Regions from separate parts of the Mus musculus genome. Here region 1 is linked to region 2. A link is a loop called in an ENCODE intact Hi-C map of the cell type or tissue named here. Cell type or tissue: heart. All regions are shown on one strand. Links, peaks and the distances in the headings refer to the core of each region. The heading gives the core; the rest is flanking DNA.

Region 1 (8,951 bases), core at 436-8,435, 170 kb before region 2:
CTGGAACTCACTCTAGCCCAGGCTGGCCTCGAACTCAGAAATCCACTCATCTCCCAAGTGCTGGGATTAAAGGTGTGCGCCAGCACTGCCCAGCGTATATCAAATATTTACATTATGATTCATAACAATATCGAAATTACAGTTACAAAGGAGCAACGAAAACAGTTTTGTGGTTGGGGTCACCACAACATGAGGAACTGTATTAAAAGGGTTGAAGCATTAGGAAGACTCTGGATTGTGATTAGCTTCTCAGAGGACCTCTGTGGTTTTGTCTTTCTGAAAATTCACTCCAGCTTGGTGATGCAATCCTTGACCTGGGGACTCTGATGTTCCCAATCTCTGGGGTGAGAAGCCCTCCTTCTCCAGGAAGCCTTCCTGGAGTGTACCCCACCTGAGTAGCCCCAGGTGTGTTTAGGCCTCTCACACAAGGCCCCTTGTTGTGTGGTTATGAAGTGGGGTACCACCAACCCAGCTAAGCCCAATATACTTGCAAGTCTGAAGACTTGTCCTGGTCACTGTCTCCCCTGCAGTGCCTGTATACAGTAGGCCCTCAAATGTATGCACATGGACCAGGTGCCACGATGAACCCTACTGGTCCCCAAGTAAAACCAAAGATCATTGCCACTGACATAAAGAAAGCCAGGGTCGGGCATGGTGGCACACACCTTTAACCCCAGCACTTGGGAGGCAGAAGCAGGTGGGTCTCTGTGAGTTCAAGGCCAACCTGGTCTATAGAGCAAGTTCCAGGACAGCCAGAGCTACACAGCAACAATATAAATAAATAAATAAATAAATAAATAAATAAGGCTAGGGATCTGTCTTTCTGTCTGTCTGTCTGTCTGTCTCTCTCTCTCTCTCTGGTTCTTTCTTCCGAGTCAGGGTGGTAGAGGGTGACTTAGAACTCCTGACCCTTCTCTCTTCACCTCCCAAGTTCTGGGATCGTAGATTCACACAACCCTCTCCTGCCCTGTTTGTTTATTCATGTATTTATTTTGATTTTTTTTTGAAACAGGGTTTCTCTGCATAGCCCTGGCTGTCCCAGAACTTGCTCTGTAGACCAGGCTGGCCTCAAACTCAGAGATCCAGCTGCCTTTGCCTCCTGAGTGCTGGGATTAAAGGCATGTGACACCACCACCTGGTTTATTTATTTGATTTTTTAAAGACATATCAGGATGTTGTTGGTGACCCAGTGGGTAAAGCCCTTGCTGTGAGGACCAGTGTTTGCATCCCCAGGACCTAGGTAAAATCCAGGCAGGTGTGGCAGCCACTGCAGCCTCTGCTCAGAAGGAAAAGACAGGATCCAGAGGTAAGCTGGGTAGCTAGATTAGCCAGGATTGGCAAACTCTTGTTTTAAGGAAGAGATCCCACCTCAGTGCAAAAAAGCATAGGTCAATTAGGAAAATAAGTGATGCCAACTCTAGGCCTTCACTCACATTCCTGCACACGTGCACTCTTGCACATGCATACACACCACATGTTTGTATACACACACATGCACACACAACACACATATGCATGCACACACACTATATACATGCACAAACATCACACACATGCACACATACCACATACATGCATACACATCACACATACACCACATACATGTCCATACATGAACACACATGCACACACAGCATATACATGGACACACATCACACATGCACACATACCACATACATGCATACACATCACACATACACCACATGCATGCCCATACATGAACACACATGCACACACAGCATATACATGGACACACATCACACATGCACACATACCACATACATGCATACACATCACACATACACAACACACATGCCCATGCATGCACACACCACACACATAATGCACATATGCACACACATGCACACACCACATACATGCACATACATACATGCACACATACATGCACACATGCACACACATTACACACATATACCACATACATGCACACACATCACACACATACACACACACACACACACACACACACACATTTAAAAAGAGTGCTGTCAGATTGGGAGTATATATATAATGATAGGCCACTAGCCTAGCCTGTGGGGGCCTTGGGTTCCACCTCCAGCACCACATGGAGAAACCAAAACAAAACAGTGCCAGAAGTCCCATCAGTGTGGCTTTGATGCTGTTTTCCTGATAAAATTAGGAATAAGGTGGTGGTGGTGGGGGAAGTGGTGGAGAAATGACTCAGGGGTTCAGAGTGCTCACTGCTCCTCAGGAGTTCAGATCCCAGCACCACGTCAGGTGGCCCACAAGAGTCTGTAACCTCGGGGCATCCAACACCCTCTGCTGGAGCAGGAGAGTCCTCGTTGCCCCACCATATACACATAAAATAATAATAGAAATCTCTAAAAAATTAGAACCAAGAATAATGGGTCTGGTGATGATAAAGCTATGACTCAGAAGCTGAGGCAGAAGAGGTGTTGTGAGTTTCAGGCCAACCTGGCGTAGTAAAGCTCTGTCTCACAAAATGATGGAGCTAAAACCAAATCTGTACTCAATAACATGCCAGGCTTGGTGCTGTTCCCCATACATGGACTTCCTCACTTAACTGAATGTTCAGAACAGCATTCATAGTCCCTGGAATGGACAGAGAAACTGAGGCATAGCATGGTCTAGTAACTTCCCCACCGCAGTGCAGCCAGGGTGGGTGAGATGGGACTCAGGTTCCAGCTGTCTGGCTCTAGCCTACCCCCCTTGTCCCCGGTTCCTATGATCATCAACATTAAATTTTCCTTTTTAAAGTTTTATTTAGTGTATATCTCCATGTATACCTGCATACCAGAAGGGGGCATCAGATTTCATTATGAGCCGGTCATGAGCCACCATGTGGTTACTGGGAACTGAACTCAGGTCCTCTGGAAGGGCAGCCAGTGCTCTTAACCTCTGAGCCTTCTCTCTAGCCTGAAATATTTTCTTAAGATCCCTTTAAAAAAAAAAAAAACCTTCAGTGTGTAAGAACACGCTAGCAGTTCTCTCTGAGTTATAAAAGGCAGCCTCGATGACCATATCCGCCATGACATCTGTAGATGGAAGGGCTCCTTCCTCATGAGAACTTCTAAGATTAAGTCAAACAGCACAAAAGGCTTAGCACGTGCAGGCTCTACAGCTGGTCCTCAATTAGTGCTGGTATGTTCACCCCACTCTGTCAGACCGTCTCTCAAATGTCTGCACAGTGAGTGCCTGGTTCGTTCATGTGGTACAGGAATCCCGACCCAAAGGCCCAGGGGACCTCCCCTGTGGACCCAGCATGTCTCTGTCATCGGTATGAAAACTCAAGTGAGCATTTCCATATGGGAAACGCTTCATTTCTGAAGACCTCAAGTCTAGTGTGGGGGAGTTGCGGACAGGTCAGTCATGGACTTCTGTGGGGTATCATGGGTCCCTAGCTGCTGTGTGGGGTATACAGACCATGGATTCCGTGAACCTATGTAAACTGTTCTGTCTGCTTCAGTGTCCTCACTGGCTGGACGGGTGAGAGAACATGCCTCCTATGGAGTTACAGGAGGACCTGCAGGGAAGCTAAGCAGAGCCCCGTCTCCAGGCTCCCATGGCTTCTGATAGCAGTCAGCCTGTGTCAGACTGAGAGTAACTGCCTTACATGGAATACCCTCCCCTACTCCAGACAAGGTTTCTTTGAGTAGCTTTGGCTATCCTGGAACTAGCTCTGTAGACAAGGCTGGCCTCAAACTCACAGAGATCCACCTGCCTCTGCCTCCACCTGCCTCTGGGATTAGAGGTGTGCATCACCACTGCTGCTACATGCAATTTCTTCTTTCTTTCTCTTTCTTTCTTTCTTTCTTTCTTTCTTTCTTTCTTTCTTTCTTTCTTTCTTTCTTTCTTTCTTCCTTCCTTCCTTCCTTCCTTCCTTCCTTTCTTCTTCTTCTTCTTTTTTTTTTTTTTTTCGAGACAGGGTTTTTCTGTGTAGTCCTGGCTGTACTGGAACTCACTCTGTAGACCAGGCTGGCCTCGAACTCAGAAATCCACCTGTCTCTGCCTCCTAAGTGCTGGGATTAAAGGCGTGCGCCACCACTGCCCACCCTAGCCGCAATTTCTTACTGTGCACAGAAACATGCTTATCCTGTGGGGACATGTCCATACACACAGACCTATGGATAAAAAAAAATTGTTTGCATGACTAAGAAAACAAGTTTGGTAGGTTACTAAAGAAGGGAGATGGGAGGTCAGTTTTAATGGCCTCTGGAATGTGCCCAGCTCAGAGGCAGGCGTGTCAGGGTCATATCACCCAAACACTCATGCAATCTGCAGAAGAGGCTCGGGGTCTCTTTGTTGGCCTTTGTTCTAGAGCCCACAGGCTAGGACAGTAGGGGGCGCAGTAGAGACCAGGACCGTCACAGCTGCTGACTTCAGGACACTCACATTATCAGGGAGGGAGGTAGAGAAGATGGATACAAACACGTCCACATAGTAAGACATCAAGCAGCACTAAGGTTGTTCGGCTAGCGCAGAGAGAGAAGACCTCCCAGGGATGGCATAGGAAGTTAGAGCCAGTCTTCAGAGCTGCTGACGGTCTTACCTGTTCCTCCTCCTCACGCAGGCTGGGCAGGGTGCTGACAGACAGGTTGACGGCGGTGACGGTGACAAACAGAACGGACAGGCAGGCAAACACCTTGCCAGGCAGCCCTGAGTGTGGCCGCTCCACCATGTCACGCAGCCTCCTCATGCAGCGGCTCAGGCGGCCCTCGCTGGCGGACGGACCCTCACTCTCTTGATCCTCGCTGTCCAGCGGCTCCTCCTCCTCCTCGCGCTCCATCATCTCAGCAAACTCCTCGATTTTCTGCAGGTACCGGCGCTTGCAGCAGCCGTCCAGGTGGTCCTCCGCGATGCCCCAGTACAGCAGCTCCTCCTGGAAGGACAGGGCGCACATCTCCCGAAGCAGCCTCAGCTTGCCGGCCCGCAGGAAGGTGAGGATGGTGCCAAAAGCTCCGGGGTTGCGGTCGAAGAAGAACTCGTTGCAGGTTACGTCATAGTCATCACACACGCTCAGGATGTCGTCGAAGTTGGTGCAGGCCTTGAGCTGGCCCAGCCGCGTCAGTGGGAACTCATCCAGGGTGGTCCAAGGTAGTGAGTACTTGATGCCACCCACGTTGATGATGATCTGTCGCCTGCGGTCCCCAAGGGAGCAGCTCTGGTGCAGGTCGTCCTGCGGCCGCAATCGTTGGGCCCTGCGGTAGAAGACGCCCTTGATGGCCTGGCGCTGTGGGAAGAAGGCCGGGTGGAAGGAGGTGTCTGAGGCGCAGCTTAGAGCGCTGTAGTCATAGTGCGAGTTGTCTCCCGGTAACAGGGTCATTTTGGGGCTTCACATCCCTCTTGGGCCTGGAAGGAGGAGAAGGAGGAGAGATCCTTGGTGACCCCTGAGTCTTAAGAGAGCCCTTCACTGATTGTGGAGTATGTATTTTTATTTTATTTTTAAAAATAGTACTATGAGTTTTAAATATTTTTATTTATATGCACATGTGTGCGCCTACATGTCTGTATGTGTATCACATATGTGAAAATACCGAAGGAGGCCATGAGGGGGTGGTAGGTTCCTCTGAAATGAAGTTACAGGTGGTTGTGAGTTGCCATGTAGGTGCTGTGGATTGAATCTTGGTCTTCTGCAAGAGAAGCCAGTGCTCTTAAGCACTGTATGTGAGTGTGTGTGAGAGTGTGAGTGCGTATGTGTGAATGTTGTATGTGTATAGTGATGATATGTGTTGTGTGAGTGTGTATGTATGTGTGTGGGTGGGTCTGTGTGTGTGTATAATGGTGCATATGTGTGTGTGCACGAGCATGTGAGTGTGTGTGCGTGCATGTGTGTGTGCATGTGGAAGCCAGAGGACATCTTTGTGAAGCTGACTCTCTCTACCAACTCACATGAGCTCTGGGGACGGAACTCAGTAACGAGGCTTGCTTCACAAGCGCCTTTCCCTGCTGAGCCATTTCACCTGCCTGACTTCTTGGTGTTGAGAACTGGAGGCATGAGGGCCAGAGTGGAGCCCTGGGGTTGGGTTAGAGTTTAGTGTGTGAGGTGCTGGAAATTGAGCCCAGCTAACTTTTAATTAAATGGCATAGCTGAGAGAGACATTTTAGCCTTGGCCAGTGGCTCTCAGGTGGCGCTGACTTAACATGGGACATGCAGCGATGTCTGAGGTAGTTTTGACTGATGCGTTGGAGAGTTCTAGCTTCCAGCAGAAGGGCCTGGGAGCAGCTAACTCAACAGCCACAGTGCCCATTACAGCCCCCACCGAAGTCATCTGGCCCTCAATAGCCCAAATGCTGAGTGGAAAGGCCCTGGTATTGAAGTGATAGCTTTTGGAGCCACACAGTCCAGGTAAGTCACCTACCTATGAAATGAAAGAGCCTGACACGGGCCAGTTGCTCAGTACTGGCTGGTTATTGTCTTAGTTTTTCTCCTAACACCCTTATCACTTCCACAAACAGGAAACAGGTACATAAGAGGCAATGGGCAAAGACATGTCTGGATATCAAAATAGGGCCTGTTTTACTCCCCTGTTGGCAAATATCACCTTGCAGACTCCAGGGGTGGAGAGCACAGAGCCAACTCTGGCTGCTCCAGGTGCTTCAAAATAAATCTGCCCCAGGTTGTGTGTGTGTGTGTGTGAGTGTGTGTGTATGTGTGTGTGTGAGTGTGTGTGTGTATGTGTGTGTGTATGTGTGGGTCTTCACATGTTCCCATTCTTACATGCCTTGAGTCAGGGTCTCACACTGGACCAGAAGCTCGCTGCTTCAGCCTGACTGTCTGATCAGTGAATTCGTGGGATCTGCTTTTCTCTGTCCCCCAGTGCTGGGGCTTCAGGCACATTCTTCTATGCCTGACTCTTTACATGGGAGGCAGGGATTTGAACTCAGGTCCTCATGCTGCAGCAACAAGCACTTTACTCACTGATCCATGCTCTTAGCCCCACTGTGTAGCCAGTTTTACGGTTATTGGTGTGCAAGCTTGGATACTTCTGAGGACTATCTGCTCTCCGGGGAGGGAGCACGCCTGACTCATCTCTGGATCCCTATACCCAGCAGTGTAAACGCTCCACGACCCACTTGCCCACTTGCCGGGGATGAGAGCGTTTACTGTGCATAAACCTGCCACATGTGCAGCTTTAGAAAGCAAAGGTCAGAGTATCAGCAACCACGACCTTCCTTCCTTCCCAGCCTCAGAGTGAGCGGTCTGCACCCAGAGAATGAGGGGGCTGACCTGTCTCCAGCTCCTAGGCTCAGCTTGGTTTACAAATACTTCTGATACTTAAGCAGTTTCATGTAAAAAGATGTACTCGTGGCTCGAATTCCGATTGAGAAATGGCTCTGCCTTTTAGGCCCCGCTCCAGTCTACTGCAGTCTTAACACTCTCCTTCACTCCCACCCTACCTCACTTGCAGGCTTCCTTTACTGTAGGCATTTGAGACCTCGGGTTACTCAAAAGACCTTTCTAGAACTAAATGGATGCATAGGAAAGTAGCAAAAGTTTAATATCCCCCCCCCCCAATCTCACTACATAATGTAGACTAGGCTGTCCTCAGAATTGTGATCCCCCTGCCTCAGTCTAACGATTGCTGGAATTACAGGTCTGTAATTGGCTTTTTAAGATCATCATCCATAGCTGGGCTTGGTAGTGCACCCGGGAGGCTGAGGCAGGAGGATTATCATATTGAAGGCCAGAATGAGATATGCAGTGAGACATTACCCTAAAAATATTTATTTAATGTGATGGGTGTTTTGTCTGCATGCACGTCTACACAGCAAGTGTGCAGTGCCCATGGAGGGGTTGGAAAGACAGTCTGTTTGTGAGCTGCCATCTGGAGCCTAGAAATTGAACCTGGGTCCTCTGGAAGAACAGCCAGAGCTCTTAAAAGCTGAGCCATCTCTCCAGCCCCAGAGACACCATTTGTTTGTTTGAAGACAGGTTTTCTCTGTGTGGCCCTGACTGTCTTGAGACTTGCTTTATAGACCAGGCTAGTCTCGAACTCAGAGATGTACCTGCCTCTGCTTCCCAAGTGCTGGGATTAAAGGCTTGGGCCACCATAAGTGGCTTTTTTGAAAAAAGATAATTATTTTTTTTCTTTTACATGTATGGGTATTTTTCCTGCATGTGTGTACATGACTGCCTGGTACAGCTAGATGTGTCAGTCTCCTGGAACTGGTTGTGAGCTGCCACATGGATACTGGGAATTGAACCCAGGTCCTCTGAAAGAACAGCCAATACTTTTAACAGCTGAGCCACCACCTCTCCAGTCCACAGAGACGCTGTCTTAGTGAACAAAACGAAAGAGCTGGGGATGTAGCTCAGTTGGTGGAGCACCCACTCAGCATGAAGAGAAGCCTGGGTTATGCCCAGCACTGCAGAAACTGGGCATGGTAGTGCACCACCATGACCCCAGCACATGGGTGGTGGAGGCAGGAGAGTTGTTAGTTTGAGATTGTTCTTTGGTAATGTGAAGTGAAATTCCTAGCAGGAGAGAAAAGACAGAAAGAGAGAAACAGAGGGGAAGCTGTAACCTGGGTTAAATATTCTATGATGCCAAATGACTGAACTTGGAGGATTGTGAATCATTAAAGTGTCGCAGACCAGAAACCAAATTATCTTGGGCTATTTTCAGTCCCTTTGAAAGCCATTCATTGCCCACACCTGTGTCTGACCTCAGAATACATCTCATTAAGCCCACTAGATTTACTGACTCACTACCTGTGGCCCCCCACTGCTGTATTCTGTAAATACTTTGATTTATATCTTCCTTTGTTCTGTAATGAATAAGATATAACCACTTTCACAGTGGAACAGGCTTCAATCTGTTTCCCCTGGCCAGGACTACTAAGATTTGCCTCCAGAGTAAATCTTTCTTCTTCTTCCTTTTGGGGGCAAGGGCCGTGCTTTTGCGTTACAAAGCAAAGTGGAGGCCGCTGGGAGTTACAGGAAGACC
Region 2 (8,951 bases), core at 431-8,430:
GAGAGCAGCAGCCAAGCGCTCACACCCTAAACCACAAACAGGAAGTACAGAGGGGAGAGCCTCTTGGAAACCTCAAAGCCTGCCCCCAATGATGTACTTCCGGCCTCAAGGCTCCATGTCCTAAACCTCCCTACACAGTGCTACTAGCTGAGGAACGAGTGTCCCAATGTCCTAGACTCCAGAGGATTCTCATCATAAAGCCCAGGTGGAGCTTAGACTGTGAGCTTCTTAGACCGTGAGCCAAGAGAAATCCTTTCCCCTGAAGCTGCTCTTGACAGGTATTTTCAGAGCAATAAGAAAAGCAACTGACGTGACTTCGGGGACCCCACCAGTGACAAGAGAAGCTGCCAGCAAGAAGCACCCCACCAGACATAGCCGCTTGGCCCTGGCTTCCAAAACCAAGAGCCAACACATCTCGACTGTATGAACTGCCTGTCTGAGTATCAGGGACAGCGCCAGGCAAGACCCTCACAGTGGGACTGTGCCTGTGTCCCTCCCCAGGCCTGTGGAGAGGGGCAAGGAAGAGACAGTCCTGTTACTGTCCACATCTCTCTTCTCCCCAAGGCTCTTTTTGTAGCCCAGTGAAGCACATTATTTCAAAGACAACACCCCCCCCCCCCCCGCCAGCTGTGGCCAGAAGTCTTCAATGATGGAAGCATTTTGAAGTCCCCTCTCCTGGTCTGCAGCATATCTTAAACCTAGCCCCACCGCACCCACATCTGCTCTTCCTGGCTGCTGCTCCTGTGTGGTCTTGTAAATATGTGGGCCATACTATGGTTCGATGTAGCCAAGGCTGGCCTCAAAACTCAAGGCAATTCTCTTGCCTCTGCCTCTGCCTCCTGCCTCGAGCCTTTCCTCCCAGCTTAAGCATGATGCTTGAGTCCCTGCCCAGGCAGGAAGTCTCCCCTGAGCTCCTGGCAAGGCTGCTGTTATGCCATCCTGAGGACTATATTTATCAAGATGCAGCTAGCCCTGGGAGGTGAGACTGTGCCCATGCTGCCTCAGGTATCTTCTTTGCTGCAGGATGCATCCCTGTTCTGTCACCAAAGAATGCACTTGACTCCCTTGGGCACAGTTTCTCCACCTATCACCTCCACACTGGCAGTGACCATGTGACTCAGTACTGTGTTGTGTATTTCTCTTCTTAGGAAAGTGTGACCAGAGGTAGTGGGTTCATCTGCATCAATGTCCCCCAGTGCTTCTGGGCAGCCTGCTGAGGAAGTCTTAGGAGTATCAATGCGCCAAGGAAGCAGCTGAGGCACTTCTAGGTTTACATGGCCCCTAGAGCAGAGGCTCTCAACCCGCCTAATGCGTGACCCTTTATGTCATCATGTTGGGCTGACCCCAACCATAAAAATATTTTCTTTTTTTTAAAAAAGATCTATTTATGTATTATATGTAAGTACACTGTAACTGTCTTCAGACACTCCAGAAGAGGGCGTCAGATTTCATTACGAATGGTTGTGAGGCACAATGTGGTTGCTGGGATTTGAACTCAGGACCTTCAGAAAAGCAGTCGGCGCTCTTAACCACTGAGCCATCTCGCCAGCCCCATAAAAATGTTTTCATTGCTACTTCATAGCTATACATTTGCTACTCTTATGAATCATAATGTAAATATCTGAAATGCAAGCTCTCTGATGTGGGACCCCTGTGAGAAAGGTGTTCAACACCCCCCAGCAGGGGTCAGGATCCATAGGTTGAGGACTGCTACCCTTGAGCATCTCACACCAGTGGGCTTCCAGGCCTCACCTGTCACCCTTAGAGTCCATCCGAGTCAGTCGTGGGAGCTCGGCAGTGGGGTCACATTGATCCTCCTGCCCTCCAGTCCCCCTACCACCAGGAAGCTCGGAGACAGACAAGTCAGTAAAGCACAAGATCAGCAGGGGAAGGGTTTGGGGTCAGTGCAGAAGACCCGGGGCTGAACTTGAAACCGAGCAGGCTCCCTAGGGTGCAGGGCAGAGCTGACCACAGAAGTTCCACCTGCCACAGAGGGTGCAGGAGGTAAGGCCAGAGGAAGTCAGGGCTCTCTAGAGCCGCAGAGCTTATGGAGTATCCCTGTATATGAAGGGAATTCATTGAGATGATGTACAGTCTGCAGTCCTACTGACCCAACAGTGGGCAGCTGTGAATGGGAAGCCCAAGAGTCTAGTCATTGCTCAGGCCCACGAGGCTAGTTGTTTCAGCTGGTCTTCTGTAGACGCTGGAGTCTGAAGAAGTGGGTTCCAACGGATGTGCTGGCAAGAAAGTGCAAGCAGGTGGAGAAGAGTGAGTCGTCTTCTTTCAGTGTCCGTATGTCGGCCTCCAGAAAAAGGCGTGGCCCAGATTAAGGGTGAGAACTACCACATCTGGACTTGGAATTTGCTCTGCCCCAGGGCTGGCCTTGAACTCAGAGATCTGCTTGTCTGTGTCTCCTGGGATTAAAGGTGTGTACTACCCTGCCTGGGCCTAAGCTTTTCATGGCCACGAGATCCGGATCGCAGGTGTGCCCTCCATTTCTGGATTGTAGTTCATTCCCGATGAAGTCAAGTTGACAACCAGGAGTAGCCACCACAGCAAGGCTGCTGATGGCCATAGGCAGGCCTCCCTCCGGGGAATGGGCCAGCTGGAAGGGAGGGCAGATAGGTCAGCCGGTGGCTACCAGCTCATAAGCAGAGGCTAACATCAGCCTAGACAGCAGTGCCACACCAAAGAATAACAGGCTGGTAGACTGGAGAAGCCACAGGTCCCTGGCCGGAACCTGTAAATGTAAGCCATCTGGACACTTCCTTGTTCAGCATCTCTGAGCCAGGCACAGGGAGACACACACAGTTGCTGGGTGAATGGACGCCCGAGAGAAGGCTCTTAGTTCCCAGCGTCAGCTGCTTATGAAGCAGATGAAGCCATCTTAGAAAAGCTTAGGAAATGTGTAAATTCAGCCCGCAGTTTAGCTACTGAAGAGGAATCCCAAAATAGTGATGCCTACATGTCTTTTTCTGGTTGACAGTCTGTGTAAGCATATGGGGCTAGTAGGGCAGGCTTGCCACCATCAGAAAACCGGGTTCTTATCCTTCGCTATGGCATCTCTCTCATGGCCCAGTGTGGCTGCACCAGCTCCGGCCATCGTATCTGCACTCTGACCATTTCCACTGCCTGCCAACCAAAGGCAAAGAGTTAAAACCAGGACTTTGCCTTGAAGGGAAGACCCAAAAGCTGTGAAAAGTCTCCAGTCGCTTGCTCTGGACCATCTTCTTGTGAGGCTCCACTCTGCGTGGTAATAGCTGGGCATGCTACCTTCAACTTAAAGGATGTAACTCCAGCTTAGCAGGAGGATTCTTCTAATGGGAGAGGTGACATGAAGACTGGGGGTCAGCTTTCCCTGTGTGATTTGGAGCTATGACAGTTGTGGTTTGTTTTGCTTTGTTCTTTTGTTTTGTTTTGTTTTTTTCCATGACAGGGTTTCTCTGTTGTAGCCCTGGCTGGCCTTGAACTCACAGCCACCTACTGCTGCCTCCCAAATGGAGTGCTAGATTTAAAGGTGTGCATCATGCTGAGCAGTGGTGGCACACGCCTTTAATCCCAGCACTTGGGAGGCAGAGGCAGGCAGATTTCTGAGTTCGAGGCCAGCCTGGTCTACAGAGTGAGTTCCAGGACAGCCAGGGCTACACAGAGAAACCCTGTCTTGAAAACTAAAATAAAAAAAGGTGTGCATCATTACTGCCTGGAGAGAGTGGTGGTTTTTTAATAAACCATTTTTATTTGTATGTGTTTGGGTGTTTTACTTGCACCCCGTGTCTTATGCATCACGAGTGTGGCTGGTGCTCATGGAGGCCAGAAGAGGGCACTGGATTCCTGGAGCAGGAGTTATAATGGTGAACTGCCACGTGGGTGCAGGGAAACAAATCCAAGTCCCCTGGAAGAGCAGCCAGTACTCCTAGACACCGAGCCATCTCTCTGCCGCTCAGAGAGTAAACTTTAACCTTTCTCTGAATCCACATAGCTGCATTCATGGTTCACTGCTCTCTGCACAACTGCATGTATAAAATGTTAGATAGTAACAAACCACACTAGCCAGGCTCTGGATTTCCTGACATATATGATGCTGGGCCTCATCTGTGGGGAGGGTTCCAAGAGTGCAGAGCCTGCATTTGTCCTTGTGAGGATGTGTGCTCTTGGGCTAAGGCCAACACTGAAATATGTGGAACCGAAAAGGAGACAGCACCAGATCTGAATAATAGGCTTTGGCTGGTATTTCCTGACAGGAACCTGTTTTCAGGCTAGCATCAGCAGCTGGTGTGTGTCCGGTTCTCTCTGAGTCTCTAGCTATGCTCACCTGGCACATGGACATTGTGATGTGATGACATTGTTATCTAAGCTCCAAGAACCATGTCGTTGAGTGGGAGGAAACCCCTGAGTTGAGGGAAGCCTAGAGTGGCAAATGCAGGTCTCCAGTGGACAGGCAGGTATGGGGTCCTGCAAGAGAAGCAGGTTAAAAGGTCACATGGACAGCAGAGGGGTGTCCAGCTTTAGTGGCCCATCGCCACTGTCCAGCCCTTCCTATCCCAACCTGGAAGGAAAGTGCCTTGTGACGCTTCCTCCCACTACAGAGACACAGAAGCCGACTCCACAGGGAATTGCAGAGTCTGGGAAAAGGGTGCTCTGTTGTTTCTATTTTGTTTTGAGACAGGCTGTCACTGTGCAGCCTTGGCTGGCCTGGAACTCACTGTGCAGCCCAGGCTGGGCTCAGAATCACAGCTATCTGCCTGTTTCCGCTTTCCAAGTGCTGGGGTCAAAGGTGAGCACCACCAAGTCCAGAAACGATTCTGTTTTCCCACTAACAATATCCATCATGGGTGATCTGTTAGAATTCATGTTCATCTAGATCAGTGGTTCTCAACCTTCCTAGTGCTTCGACCCTTTACAACAGGAGCAGTAGTCCCTAGTGTTGTGGTGACCCCATACCATAAAATTATTTTCACTGCCACTATATAACTGTCATTTTGCTACTATGATGAATGTTAATGTAAATATCTATGTTTTCCTATAGTCTTAAGGGATCCCCGAAAGGGTCACAACCCACAGATTGAGAACTGCTGATCTGCTGATCCACCCAAATCCCCCTGAAGTGTGGAGGGGGTTGCCTTGCTAGGTCTGCATGAAAGGTCAACAAGATATGCTGGAGGTAGACTTGTGAAGGACAGGTCCTTCTGGGTGCCGGGGGCAGGGGGGCTTCTCTCCCCATCCACCTTGAAGCTCCAATCACTCAGTTGAGTCCCAGGCCAAAGTAGGACTGGAGCTTGTTCAATCTGGAACCCAGGACAGCTGGGTGACACCTTGACCCTCAGCTTCAAGCCAACACCTACAAAGGTGATGGTTTGTTTATGTTTGCCCCAGGGAGTGGCACTATTAGAAGGTGTGTCCTTGTTGGAGTAAGTGTGTCACTGTGGGTGTGGGCTTTAAGACCCTCATCCTAGCTGCCTGGAAGTCAGTATTCTGTTAGCAGCCTTCAGATGAAGATGTAGAACTCTCAGCTCCTCCTGCACCATGCCTGCCTGGATGCTGCCATGCTCTCACCTTAATGATAATGGACTGAACCTCTGAACCTGTAAGCCAGCCCCAATTAAATGCTGTCCTTATGAGAGTTGCCTTGGTCATGGTGTCTGTTCACAGCAGTAACACCCTGACTAAGACAGTAACGCACATTCGATTTCCAGGGCTCAGATCCAAGTCCACCAGTAAGCATCTTCCCTAAGACTGGCCAGGGGACACCCTGGCCGTTAAATGTCACATAAACTGTGAGTTCACCTCCACTAGTGTCATTGTGCCTGAGGAGTCAACGTGAGCACACGTGAGGAGCGCAGTCCAGTGAGGGACACTGGGAAGGCTTGGGGGTCCAGCTCCACTGGGGATCCCTGTCCTGGCTCTGAGGGAGCCTGTGGGTGTCTGTTCTGCTGGGAAACAAGTTGACCCCTCCCCTTTCCATCCACACTGGGTCCTGACTGGTTCTTCACAGGGGCCATTTGCATGTGTGGTCATTGGCTCACAAGCAAGTACATGACCTTGAGCAGCCAATCAGTGTACATCTGGTCTCTGGGATGAGAACCTGGAAAGATATAACCAAGAGCCCTGTGGAGGATGCTGGGAAAAGATAGGGTCACAGAAGGCATGGTTAGAACCATGAGTGAACCACGAGGCTTGTGGGTCATCCAGGCTATTGAGATAAGGCCTGGCTGCGTAGTCTCGGCTGGCCTCAAACTCATGATCCTCCTGCCTCAGCCCCCTGAATGCGGGGGTCCCAGCTTGTACCTCCACAGCTCTGAAGCTGGACTTTACTGTGTTTCTGTTTACACAAAGCACTGTTAGATTTCTGCAACCATGGGGCCATGTTTGATTCTTGACCCCTACATCCTGCCCCACTGCGAGTTTCTTGGCCACCGTCGCTCTTCCTTCTGCTTCGCAGAGCCTGGCAGCCTCTTCTGTTACAGTCTATGTGCCCAGCTTCCCACCAGGGTCCAGGGCACCTCCGTGCCATCAATCACTGTTGGATGGATTCATAGGACATAGTGTTCATCCTCTGGAACTTTCTGTCTCATTAGCAATGAGACACAATGTATGACTCTAAATGAGATGTGAGACAGGCTGTGACCGGTGCCACTGGTACTTCTGTGGCAGTTAACGATGTCATTATTAATCCTTTTCAACCTCACGGGGGAAGCTCTCTCTTTCTTTTAAAAGATTCACTTAATTTTACTTTTCATGCGGTAGAGTATCTTGCCCTCGCAGTATGTCTCTGCGCTGTGTGCACGCCTGGTGCAACAGAGGTTGGAAGAGGGCATCAGATCCCCTGGAACTGGAATTATAGATGGCTGTGAGCTGCCATGTGGGTGCTGGGAACTAAACCTGAGCCATGGGTGGCAAGAGCAGTAAGTGCTTTAATTTCTGAGTCATTGTCCCAGACCCTGCAAAGCCTTTCTTGTTGTCCTAAGTGATGGGGCTCATAGTTGATGATAGACCAGCCCTGGTAAACCAGCCAGAGGCAGGCCTATGAGGGTGAATTGACATCTTTACTGGAAGTGGGTGTGGCAGGCCCCAACAATGCACATCAACAATGCACGTATTAAAATAAAACATTTTTGGTTCAGATAGGTGGAAAATTGGTTGCATACTGCAAAAAAGAGAATTTGCTGGTCTGCATTCAAGAAAGCAGCAGAGAGATGTCAACAGCCCTCAACCTCTCTCTTCTCTCTTCTCTCTTTCTCTCTCTGCCTGGGAGCAACCCACACCTGTGCAACCTCATTGGTGGGAAAGGGCTGTGTGACAATGTAGCCTTTGTAGGGGAGCTTGCTGTTGGATCCTCGGGTGCCCTGGACACTGTACAGAGCCCTCAGGTGCATGGTAGGTTTGCATTGTGTGGAATTCTCACTTCATTTTCCTGAAAACTCCAGAGTTGCTTCAGGGCGTGAATATTTTCTTAGATTTTAAGAACTGAAATCATGAACGTCAGTGCCTGGCACACAGTAGGTCTTGTTTTTGGTTTGGTTTGCAGAACCTTCTCTATACACCACAGTGTGCTGTCAGACCTTTGGGAAAGAAAAGATCCCAGCCTCTTTCCATGGAGTCAGGACTGCTGATCCCTTGACAGTGCAGAAGGGAGGAATAATAATACCGGTCTTATGCTGATGGTCCCCAACCGAGCACATGCTGTATACTAAATTCTATGCCAGCTAAGTCCTTTCATGTCTTCTGACACTTCAACACAAGGAATGCCTCTGCTTAGTAATCCACTCATTGATTTAAAGCAGAGGCCCGCAAGGTGTGGTTCACGGTCCAAATCTGGCCCTCCCATTTGTTTCTGTAAATAAAGTTTTATTGACATACAACCACAGCCATTCATGCACACATACACTTACTGTTTCGTCCCGCAACAGACCATGTGGCCCACCAAAAATATGTCCTTCACAGGAAAAATACAGTGATTTAGTGGATGAATTTGAAGACCAGCTCTGCGCTAGGATTGAAACCTCTCGTGGTGTGTGTGGGCATCATCTCTTGTATGCCACTGTGGGGAAATGGAGGCTTGTTCTGCAGGACTAGATCTGGGTTTCAGGATGACCAGTCTGGCTGCTAGAGGTGCTGGAAGTGGAAGCCGGGGCTTCTGGGAGGATTCTGATGGCGTAACCCGGGCTAGAGAAGCCAGGTTGGGAAACCACAGGGGGATGAAAGAGAAGCAGCAAGGAGCTACCATACTGGTGGATTTGATCAAAGCTCTGACCATGTTCCTGATCCTGATAGAAGGATTTGAGGGGCAAGGACCTATTTTGGCACACAGCTACAGAGGCCTCAGCCTACCGTGGTGGAAGGCTGCAGCTGAGCTGAGTTGATCAGTCCCATCATGGCTGACCGGTAGAGACTGGGAAATGTCTGCACCTGGCTGGCTGCCTTCTTCCTCCTCCTATGCCCTGGCCCTCAGACCACAGGTGGTGATGCCCGGTCAGCAGGAGTCTTTCCTCCTCACTTAATCCTCATGGGAATGCCCTTGCAGACATCCAGGAAGTGATGAGCCTTGTCAATCTCCCGGGTGACTCTAAATCCTCTCATACAGACAGTGAAGATTAAGTGTGGCAGCAGCCATTTTCCTCTCTCATGGGCAGAGGGAGAGAGAGGGACCAGAGCAAACGCCCGAGCTTGGGAGTGACTAGAAATGCCATTCACTGGGCTAGGAAGTGTGAGGATGGCGTGAGGTGATGTAGGAAGGAGGAGGAAGAGAAGGAAGAGAGGAGGAGGGGGAGGAGGGAGAGAGAGAGGAAGAGAAGGAGGAGGGGGAGGAGGAGGAGAAAGAAGGAAGAGGAGGGGTGGGGGAGGAGAGGAGAGCTGGTGAGGTAAGAACCTCCCCCTACCCCTCCCCCCACCCCCACAACCTAAGCCAGCTGAGAGATCCCAGTCCCATTAGGTTGAGGCCTCTTTGGGGGGAT

The links. Peaks named below come from ENCODE experiments on the same cell type or tissue, not always from the same donor. Only the 100,000 strongest peaks of a DNase experiment are listed, where the experiment ranks them.
Region 1: a loop joins it to region 2, with 4 times the contacts of the local background. A loop is called at or near these places in 35 of 42 quality-filtered maps.

What each region holds. Positions count from the first base shown.
Region 1 is chr2:168,263,917-168,272,867 of GRCm38, forward strand. It overlaps Kcng1 (potassium voltage-gated channel, subfamily G, member 1), which reads right to left. Exons shown (of 3, transcript NM_001081134.2): 2 at 4,553-5,352. The coding sequence starts at 5,326. Among named protein-coding and RNA genes, the nearest start is that of Kcng1, 13 kb to the right of the region's middle. In heart, for the core only: a CTCF peak has its summit at 4,332 (motif pointing right); no DNase peak of the experiment used is centred there; H3K4me3 peaks cover 610 bases; H3K27me3 peaks cover 6,777 bases.
Region 2 is chr2:168,429,735-168,438,685 of GRCm38, forward strand. No RefSeq gene overlaps it. Among named protein-coding and RNA genes, the nearest start is that of Gm33413, 5.3 kb to the right of the region's middle. In heart, for the core only: no CTCF peak of the experiment used is centred there; a DNase peak (open chromatin) is centred at 4,647; H3K27me3 peaks cover 1,001 bases.